2 separate regions of the Homo sapiens genome follow, and region 2 is linked to region 1. Evidence: chromatin loops called from intact Hi-C (ENCODE). Cell type or tissue: CD14-positive monocyte. All regions are shown on one strand. Each heading gives the region's core, and the rest is flanking DNA. Links, peaks and the distances in the headings are about the cores only. Region 1 has its middle 17 kb from the start of LINC01714. Region 2 overlaps LINC03154 (long intergenic non-protein coding RNA 3154).

Evidence for each region. Hi-C counts contacts between places; a loop is a spot of excess contacts. Peaks named below come from ENCODE experiments on the same cell type or tissue, not always from the same donor. Only the 100,000 strongest peaks of a DNase experiment are listed, where the experiment ranks them.
Region 2: it touches region 1 in a loop (4-fold over the local background); 1 of 110 quality-filtered maps calls a loop at or near these places.

Annotation. Positions count from the first base shown.
Region 1 is chr1:8,222,980-8,228,356 of GRCh38, forward strand. No RefSeq gene overlaps it. Among named protein-coding and RNA genes, the nearest start is that of LINC01714, 17 kb to the left of the region's middle. In CD14-positive monocyte, for the core only: no CTCF peak of the experiment used is centred there; DNase peaks (open chromatin) are centred at 2,172 and 3,942; H3K4me3 peaks cover 1,298 bases; H3K27ac peaks cover 1,598 bases.
Region 2 is chr1:8,281,216-8,286,592 of GRCh38, forward strand. All of the region lies in intron 1 of LINC03154 (long intergenic non-protein coding RNA 3154), which reads left to right. Among named protein-coding and RNA genes, the nearest start is that of LINC03154, 25 kb to the left of the region's middle. In CD14-positive monocyte, for the core only: no CTCF peak of the experiment used is centred there; a DNase peak (open chromatin) is centred at 2,206.

The DNA.
Region 1 (5,377 bases), core at 254-5,253:
CATCTCTCACATTACTGCCTGAGCTCCACCTCCTGTCAGATCAGTGGCGGCTCCAGATTCTCATAGGAGCACGAGCCCTATTATGAACTGCGCATGTGAGGGATCTAGGTTGCACGCTCCTTATGAGAATCTCATGTCTGATGATCCGAGGCAGAACAGTTTCATCCCGAAACCAACACCCCCAGCCCCCGGCTGTGGAAAAATTGTCTTCCACAAAACTGGTCCCTGATGCCAAAAAGGTTGAGGACCACTGCTATAACTCACTTTCTTCTAAAAATCAAAGGGGATCAGAATATGCCACCCTGGCTGGGCTGGGTGGCTCACACCTGTAATCCCAGGACTTTGGGAGGCCGAGGTGGGTGGCCCACCTGAGGTCAGGAGTTCAAGACCAGCCTGGCCAACATGGTGGAACCCCGTCTCTACAAAAATGCAGAAATTAGCCGGGCATGATGGCGGGTGCCTGTAATCCCAGCTACTTGGGAGGCTGAGGCGGGAGAATCACTTGAGAATCACTTGAACCCTGGAGGCAGAGGTTGCAGTGAGCCAAGATTGCGCCATTGCACTCCAGCCTGGGTGACAGAGCAAGACTCCGTCTCAAAAAACAAAACAAAACAAAAAGAATGCCCACCCTAAAATGTGCCATTTTGACATAAGGAGTATTTGTAGCTGAAGGCAATTGAGAAAAAGCAGATGCAGGAAGAGCTCTCTGCCTGTCCCTACCTGCCTAAAAGCAGAGTGTACATTTTCCCTGGGAAGCTGTCCCCCTCTGTATTGTACCAGGAAGGGAGAACCACCTTTGTCATGGAGATAGCGCTGAGATGAATCTGCATAAACAAACCTAACTAAATACCCCTTACCTTCCATCATTTCCCCCATATTCGTACAGTTTACAGCCCCTCCAGGCCCATACTTCTTTTCCTGTCTCGTCACTTCTCCACACCTTATTGCTCTTTGTTAAAATGCTACATAATCCCCCCAAGTTTAACCACTTCTTTGCGTCTTCATTTCTTTTCTATGAAAGCCTCTGGGCATGAAAAAATGAAAACATTAACATCAAATAAATTTCAGCAGGCCGGGTGTGGTGGCTCACACCTGTAATCCCAGGACTTTGCAAGGCTGAGGAGGGTGGATCACTTGAGGTTGGGAGTTTGAGATCAGCCTGGCCAACATGGTGAAACCCCATCTCTACTAAAAATATAAAAAATTAGCCGGGTGTGGTGGTGCACACCTATAATCCCAGCTACTCAGGAGGCTGAGGCATGAGAATCACTTGAACCCAGGAGGTGGAGGTTGCAGTGAGTTGAGATTATGTCACTGCACTCCAGCCTGGGTGACAGAGTGAGACCCTGTCTCGAAAAATAAACATAAATAAAATTTGGATGCTTTTTCTCCTGTTAATCTGCTTTTGTCAATCTAATTCATGTGCCCTAGGAACAGAATATAAGAATGTAGAGGAAGGTTTTTTCCTTCCCTACAATTTTCTCTAATTAGATGAAAGATTGATGTTCCTATCATTTAATCTGATCTGGAAGATTTTGTGATATGATAAATGAGTTTGGGAAAGAAACATTCAATTTATCACCATAGCATGGATCCAATTTGGAAGATTCTTCCTAGTCCTAGTTGTAGTCTCCCCAGCACCTCAAGAATATTCATTTCCTGGCTGGGCACAGTGGCTCACCCCTGTAATCCCAGCACTTTAGGAGGCAGAGGCAGGCAGGAGTTCGAGACCAGCCTGGCCAACATGGTGAAACACCATCTCTACTAAAGATAGAAAAAATGAGCCAGACATGGTGGGGCATGTCTGCAATCCCAGCTACTCAGGAAGCTGAGGCAAGAGAATCGCTTGAACCCAGGAAGCGGAAGTTGCAGTGAGCCAAGATTGCCCCATTGCACTCAAGCATGGGTGACAGGGCGAGACTCCATCTCAAAAAAAAAAAAAAAAAAAAAGAATATTAGTTTCCTGCCTCTAGAGGCAAACAGATAAGAGACATTTCCTAACTGCAGAGACTTGCAAGTTTAAAACAAACAAACAAAAGCAACATGAATGCCGTTCTTCCTTGGGGGATTTTCTTCCCATCTGCCAGGTGATTCACCGCCTGGCTTCTGTTCTGTCTGTACTAATTGGTCATCGCTTGCTGATAGGAACCAAGCCCTTATTCCTGATCCTGGGGAGGAGAAAATATGAAAGTGTGAGAAGGAAGTGGCTTAATGCTTTCTCAAAAAGAGGTTGGGGAGGAACCGAAACAGTAAGCCAGGGAGTCGTCACCATGCCTTTGTCCTCCTCCTCCTCGTCATCACCGTGATACCTGCTTGTGTTCACCATGCCCAGCACCAAAGCAGTTACTTCATATGCTTCATCTTGCGGCCACAGGGGATCAATATCCCTCTTGGAACACCACCTCTATCCAGGACACCAAGACGACAGTTCCAGGGACCAGCAATGTCCAGTGTGCTAATGTGTGTCTTCCTGTCTATGGAGAAGAGGAGATTCCAAGTGGTTACCAGGCCCAAAGAGAAGATGAACCAACTCAGGGCCATTTTTGGCTTCTCAGAAAAGATGAAGAGTTCCCAGAAATAATTAATTCACTCATTCAACAAATATTCAGAGCACCTGTAATGTGCAGGTACTGTGTGTGACAGGTGCAGGGTTACAGGGATGAACTAGTCAGAGATGGTCCTTCCCTCACTAGAAATGGAGTCAGCCCTGGTGGGGCACGGTGGCTCACGCCTGTAATCCCAGCACTTTGGGAGACCAAGGCGGGCGGATCACCTGAGGTCAGGAGTTCGAGACCAGCCTGGCCAACATGGTGAAACCCTGTCTTTACTAAAAATACAAAAATTAGCCAGGCATGGAGGCAGGCTCCTGTAATCCCAGCTCCTCGGGAGGCTGAGGCAGGAGAATCGCTTGAACCCGGGAGGCAGAGGTTGTAGTGAGCCGAGATTGTGCCACCGCACCCCAGCATGGCGACAGAGTGAGACTCTGTCTTAACAAACAAACAAACAAACAAACAAACAAAAAATTTGAGATTTTTAAAGCAGTTTTTTTAAGATCATCAGCTATTGTTATTGTTAGTGTATTTTCTGTGTGGCCCAAGACAATTCTTCTTCTTCCAATATGGCCCAGGGAAGCCAAAAGATTGGACACCCCTGCTCTAAACCCAGGAAAAGATCGAAGATTATAGAGGACTGTGACACACAAGAGCCTAGCTGCTACCTGTTGCTGGAGCTAACAAAAGTGTGAGACTTGGGCCGGGTGCGGTGGCTCACACCTGTAATGCCAGCACTTTGGGAGGCTGAGGTGGGTGGATCACCTGAGGTCAGGAGTTTGAGACCAGCCTGGCCAACGTGGTGAAACCCCATCTCTACTAAAAATACAAAAAAAATTAGCCAGGCATGGTGGTGGGCGCCTGTAGTCCCAGCTACTTGGGAGGCTAAGGCAGGAGAATTGCTTGAACCTGGGAGGTGAAGGTTGCAGTGAGCCGAGTTCGTGTCATTGCACTCCAGCCTAGGCAGCAAGAGCAAAACTCTGTCTCAAGTTTTCAGCTGTGCAGAACTGCTCGTGGGCTCATGTGGCTCCCTTCCTCGGGACATCTTCAAAGCCAGCAATGTTGTATCTATCAGGAAGGAAAACCTTTCCTCTACCCTCTTAGGTTCAGCAGCTGGGGTCCACAAATCAGACTGACAAGAGACAGATTAACAGAGGAAAAGGCATACAAATTTTATTTGATGTTCATATCTCAACAGAGGTTGCAATCGAGGAAGAGGCATAGGAAGGCATGTGCCACTGGGGACACAGGGGGGCCCAGGGAGAAGCCACAGCTTCTGGAGACACGGGGCTATGTTCTCTCTAGGAGAAAGAAACGAGTCACCAGGGTTGGGGACTCACCGCTAAGGGGTGTGGCTGAGCCCACTGCCTCTGACATGGCCATGGGGGATGTGCTGTCTGCTTGGAGTGTCACCTGAGGTGGCCATTCAGCAGCCTTCCTGCTGATACTCTCCACCCAGTGGCCACTGCTCCTTGTGGCACCGCTAGAAGACTGTGGAGTCCTGGGCCCCACTCCAGAGGAAGCAGAGTTCGGGAGTTCCCTAACTTCTTCCTGCAGATGTTGGAACAGCTGAAAGAGAAAATGAGGGAGATGAATGGCTGATTATTTGGATTTTGACCTCCTAGATCCTATACACCTTCAGATACCAGAATAAAAAGGCTCTTAGTGGAGCACACAGGCAAGGGACAAGAATGTGTTTGCCCAAGGACTGGCTGTGCACGGAGCAAGCTTTAAACTGCATATTGCAGAGAAGGGAGGACGCTCTGGGGAGTCCATGGCTTGGGTTGCTGTGGAGGACAGCCGTACAGCGTAGAAAGTCCTAGAAGATGGGAAGGGCCTGGTGATTCCTGTGGGGAACAGTTAGGGCAGAGGTCAAAAATAACATGTGTGGCCCAGAAGTAGGGACTCACCGGTCAGAGGTTTCAGAGGTTGTGGAATGAGACTAAGAATGAAGTAGGTGGAGGAAGATGGTGCCCCATTCAAAACGGGGAGACCCAACCGTGAGTCTAAGGCAAGTGGGACAAAGAGGGACTTACAGTGACCACGAGAGAAGGACAGAAGTTCTGCTGTTATCAGAGCAGACCTGGACACAGGAGGAATTCTGTCCTGATTTAGACAGAGCTCCCTGGATGGGCAGTGGTATGATTTGGTTGTGTCCCCACCCAAATCTCATATTGAATTGTAGCTCTCATAATCCCCACATGTCATGAGAGGGACCCAGTGGAGATAATTTAATCATGGATTGGCTTCCCCCATCCTGTTCTCATGATAGTGAATAAGTCTCACAAGATCTGATGGTTTTATAAAGGGCAGTTCCCCTGCACACACCCTCTTGCCTGCTGCCATGTAAGATGTGCCTTTGCTCCTCCTTCACCTTCTGCCATGATCGTGAGGCCTCCCCAGCCATGTGGAACTGTGAGTCCATTAAACCTCTTTTTCTTTATAAATTACCCAGTCTCTGGTATGTCTTTACTAGCAACATGAGAACAGACTACTACAGGCAGAGAGCAGAGTCCTGGAGTGAGGCATCTGCCGAGAGCTGCTGTTTATCAGAATCAGATTCCCTCACCCACCTGTGTCCATGGAGCAACAGCTATAAGCCAGGCACTGTCACACATGCTGGGGTCACAGTGGTGAACAAGAGAGGCCTCATGATCCTTTTCCCCCAAGAGCTGACATGTGGATGCAGGAGACAAGCAAAAGCCAAAACCAAACAAGTCAACAGACCAATAAATGCAATGATTGCAAGTTAGCTCAGGTATTCTGAAGAAACAAGGGACTAAGATGGGGAAAGATTGAGGGGGACCTACAGAAGGAAAGGTCAGCAG
Region 2 (5,377 bases), core at 102-5,101, 58 kb after region 1:
CACATTTTCTTTACCCATTCATCTACTGATGGGCATTGAGGTGGGCTCCATATCTTGGTTATTGTGAATAGTGCTGCAATGGACGTGGGAATACAAATGTCTCTTCAGCAGACTGATTTGATTTCCTTTCCTTCAGATATACACCCAGTAGCGGAATTAGAGCATGACATGGTTTGGCTGTGTCCCCACCCAAATCTCATCTTGAATTGTAGTTCCCATAATCCCCACGTGTCATGGGAGGGACCCAGTGGGAGTAATTGAATCATGGGGGCGGTTACCTCCATGCCATTCTTGTGATAGTGAGTTCTCACGAGATATGATGGTTTCACAAGGGGCTTTTCCCCTTTGCTCATCTCTCATTCTCCCTCCTTCCACCTTGTAAAGAGGTGCCTTCCACCATGATTGTAAGTTTCCTGAGGACTCCCCAGCCATGTGGAACTGTGAGTCAATTAAACTTCTTTTCTTTGTAAATTACCCAGTCTCAGGTGGGTGGGTAATTTCTTTATAAATTACCCAGTGTGAGAATGGACTAATGCAGAGCATGTGGTAGTTCCATTTTTATTTTTTTGACGAACCTCCACACTATTTTCCATAATGGCTATACTAATTTACATTCCCATCAGAAAATATCTTATTAACGTATTTGTTGGGCTGCTTTCACATAGATCAGATGACGGTGACTTAGACAAGACAGAAGGTTTATTTTTCCTGCACATAAAAGCCCAAGCAGACATTAGGTGGGGCTGTGGGGTGAGTGGCTCTGTTGTGTGAGGTCAGCCTGCAGCCCGCCTCCTCCACGTGGCTCTGCTGCGCCCAGGGTGCTGTCTTCCTCTGCATGGTCAAAGGCAGTGCACTTGCTCATGTCCATGCTGCAGTCCTCAGAAAGGGAAAGGGGTCAAGGACAAGCAGTGTCTTTTCAGAAGCGTCCTGGGAGCTCAGGTCCACACTGGCCAGTGTGGGACCTCTCACACTGGCCAGTGAGAGAGGCTGGCCTTGTAGTCACCAGTGCGTGGCCAGTCAAACCCAGGGGGCTTCAATTCCAAAAGAAAAAAGGGAACTGGATGACAGGGAACCAGCAGCAGTGGCTGCCACAGACAGCTCTGCCGAGCTGGGAGGAAGCTGGAGGAGCGGAGCGGGCAGAGGGGCAGAGGGAGTGGTCAAGAGAGACGCTGAGGTCCCAACAGTAAGAGATTGTACTAGAGGGAGATCTCAGAGAAGGTGGGCACTGTAGGGCACAGACGGAGACCTTGGCCTTGGACAGGACGAAGGCGGGAAGCAGGAAAGAATGGAAAATAGCAGGAGGTTTGCAGGTCTGGCAGCCACCAGTAACAGCCATTTTCTGTGTAAGATAGGAATCCGAGTCTTCTGCTGTGATTGAGTGGGAGGGGGAGTGGCTTGGTGTCTGAGAAGGGGGACAGTTTGAAACAGTCCTTGCTAAGAGGGGTGATCAGGAACCTACTTGCTGGTGGTGGGACGCCACCCTGGGAATCTCACCAAAGCTTGGCAGGATTGAGGGGCAGGTGAAGTTGGTTACCATGGTATATCATAGCCCTGACCTTGGGGGCTGGAAGATTTCAGTTAGGGATGCAAAGCAATTCAAGTAAAAGTTTTGAGAAAGTAGACAACTGAGTTTCTCCAAAGTCCCTATGAGGACAGAAATGAGGATGCTTTCACTGGAGCGATGACACAATTATTTCAGTAAGTCTCCCAGAGTGCGGTAGAAGAAAACGCTTTGTGTTTGCAATAATAGATCTGGGGAAAAGGACTGATGAGAACCAACATTTCCATGAAGTCACACTGACATTTTTTATTCGTTAGACTTTGTCAACCAACGCATGCACTTTTCTGAACAGCAAGCATCATTCACGAATGCAGAACAAAAACAGATAGGTTTTATTGGTTTCAGAAAGACATGGCGAGATGAGCAGCAGGCAGCTTGCTCGTTCCATGCAGTGGAGGAGGAAGAGGCTGGGCCCCTGCTGTGTGGGGGCAGCCCGGGAAGGACATGGTCACCAGCCTTGGGTCATCAGTAATTAGTGAGCGTCACGGGTAAAGAGTTTTATAGTCAGTAATAGTTTTCTGTAAATGAAAATTGCTTCTCCTCACTGGGCAATTTAGTTATATCTAAGTTAATCCAGGAAAGTCTTATTCATATTAACTATGACACATATGAGTCAATGAGTGTCACCCGGAGACTTAAAGAGGAACTGGTGTCCTTTCAGTTCTAGAACAGCTGGCTGCAGTGGCCGGGTGTTTGGAGGTTGTTTATGCTGTTTCAGCCATCTCCAGGAGAGGCTAACGGGTAACTGGTGGTAGGATTGGAGTCAGGGGCGCTATCTTCCACCGGCCTTTCTCCTCCCAGATTGAACCAAGTTCATCAACTACATGTCATGTACAGCTGGAAGGGTTTCCTTTCCCTCATGGGCAACTTGTTTACTCATTTAGTTTCCACATAGAACCGGGTTCTGAAGAAGTGATTATTACAGTCACGGCAATAACTTTAATGATGACAACGACTTTTTCCTTCAATTAGGTCCCCACTGAGGTCTTTGGTAATTTTCCACAGGGAGATTAGTAAGGGAGAGGAAAATTTTCACCTGCTTGTAAAATGTATTCTGAAGTCTGAATATCTTCATGAATTTAAGCCTGTATTTTGCAGCATGTGGGTTTTCCCAGAAAGGCTTAGAACAGCAACAACAAAAATGTTGCCTTTTGAAGCCCGGTAGAACATATGCTATTTAAATTTAGACCAAGCTGGAGAATGATTGTCCACATACTCCAGTGGCAGCAGGTGCTCCTGGGCATCCCTACATGGCGACTGGGCACCCCTGCAAGGCGTCCCCAGGAGACGCACATGAGCAGTTTACTCCCCAGCTCTGCCCTGTCTTTTGTCCTCAGCTGGGCCATTTATTGATGATAATAGCACCGTGCATTTATGTAGTAACTTAGAATTCCATCACAGTGCCACAGCAGTGTAGGATATTTGTGTCGGGGGAAAAATATGACATTCACCATTTTACTATGGATGCAGTGACCCCAGCCATTCATTTCTTGGGGAGAATTAAGTGAACTGCATCAAGTCTCCGAGCAGGGAATGGAAAATGAGTATCAGTGGAGTGTGAGTTAATCTATTTGCCAGACGCTGTGTATTTCACTGGCTGCATTAACAGTACACATGAGTCACAAATACCATAGAGATAGATGCAGATTTTTTTTCTTTTTTGGAGATGGAGTCTTGCTCTGTCACCCAGGCTGGAGTGCAGTGGCACAATCTTGGCTCACTACAACCTCTGACTCCCGAGTTCAAGCAATTCTCCTGCCTCAGCCTCCCAGGTAGCTGGGATTACAGGCGTGCGCCACCACACCCAGCTAATTTTTGTGTTTTTAGTAGAGACGGGGTTTCACCATGTTGGCCAGGCTCGTCTTGAACTCCTGACCTCAAGTGATCCTCCCGCCTCGGCCTCCCAAAGTGCTGGGATTACAGGTGTGAGCCATTGCACCTGGCCTCTGTCTACTCTCTTAACTGTTCTGAGCCAACTTCCACCAGCTTTGCCCAGGGAGAGCCACACCTGTCTCAAGCCATGCAGGGGTACAGATCAATCAGTGTCAACTCCTGCCCAGCCTAGAGTTGTGGGGAGATATAGCCCAGGGTCTACCTTTGACTAGTGGTGGACAGGAGCTAGTAGATACACTGTTTTGCCATCTTTCCCCAGGAGAACAGTTCTGAGACTATTTTCATAAGGTTTCTCTGAGGGTCCTGGCAAACGGATCCGCCTGGCCAATTCAGTAACAATCTTTGTACTGGCTTTTATGACCATATCTCCCACCCTGACTTCTGCTTGCTGGGCTTACACCCCCATCTACTCTGCCTTCAGCAGCCTTTCTAGGCTCTGCCTAGACAGAGAGTCACTTTAAGAAAAAATCCACTTAATTGCTACTTCTAACAACACTTTAATTTCCTACCCACAAAAATTAAATTTTAATATTTCATAATGAGCTCATCAATTATGCTTCACTGTCTCATAATAACACCCGCTGGAATTTTGCCCGGAATGATTAAATAGCATATCTACCTATGAACCATGCAGGGCAGGGTGGGGCAGTGGAAGGAAGATGGACTTTGAGGTTTCCAGTCCAGCCCCAGTCATTACTAAATATGTGTTCCTGGGCAACTCGCTTAACCTCTCTGAGTCTTTCTCAGCCTCGTGTGTGAAATGGCTGTAATATAATAAAACTAGAGATTAATGACAAATGAAAAGGCAAAAAGACCTTTCACCTGGAAATTTAAAAGCCTCTAATAACTCTTAAGTCAATAAAGAAATATAAAACGAAGTTCAGAATGTCTTGAAAATAAGGATGAGGTTGGGCATGGTGGCTCACACCTGTAATCCCAGCACTTTGGGAGGCTGAGGCAGGCAGATCATGAGGTTAGGGGTTTGAGACCAGCCTGACCAACATGGTGAAACCCCGTCTCTACTAAAAACACAAAAATTAGCCGGGCATGGTGGCAGGCACCTGTAATCTCAGCTACTCAGGAGGCTGAGGCAGGAGAATCGCTTGAACCTGGGAGGTGGAGGTTGCAGTGAGCCAAAATCACGCCATCGTACTCCAGCCTGAGCAACAGAGTGAGACTCCGTCTCAAAAAAAAAAAAATTAGAAAAAAAAAGAAGGATGAAAACACAACACATCAAAATGTGTGTGATGGAAAGCTAAAACTTACAGGAAAATTATAATATTTAATGCTTGTATCAGTAAAAATTTAAAAATAAAAACGAGTGAGTTAAATACCCAACACAAAATAGAAAACAGACATACAAGAGAGGACAAAAGTTTACTCCTTTGAAAATTCAAAGAAAATGGACAACCCTCTGGAAAGATTGCTCAAAGAAAAAAGATTATTTATAAAAACATAAATAAGACTAAGAATGAGAAAAAGACAAAAGTACAAAGTCAGCAAAAATGTAAAATATTTATAGTAAGAGAAGATGATAAAAACTTTAGGCCAGTAAACATGAAAACGTAGGTTAAATGGGTAAAATCATAGAAAAAATTTAAACTTGTCAAAACTAACTAGAGAAGAAATAGAAAGTGTAATGCTCCCTGTTAATGATAGCACAGTCCCAACAAGAATATCAAATTGTTTTTTCTGCAACTGGACAAGTTGATCATAAAAGTCCTTTAGAAGAAGTAAAGAGCAAAGAATTGTCAGGAAAATTCCATCCCAAAAAACAAATGAAATACTTGGGGGTTGGCTAGCCCACTATAGCGCCTCTGTAGTGAAATCTATATGGGCTGGGCACGTGGCTCATGCCTCCAATCTCAGCACTTTGGGAGGCCGAGGTAGGAGGATCACTTGAGCTCAGAAGTTCAAGATCAT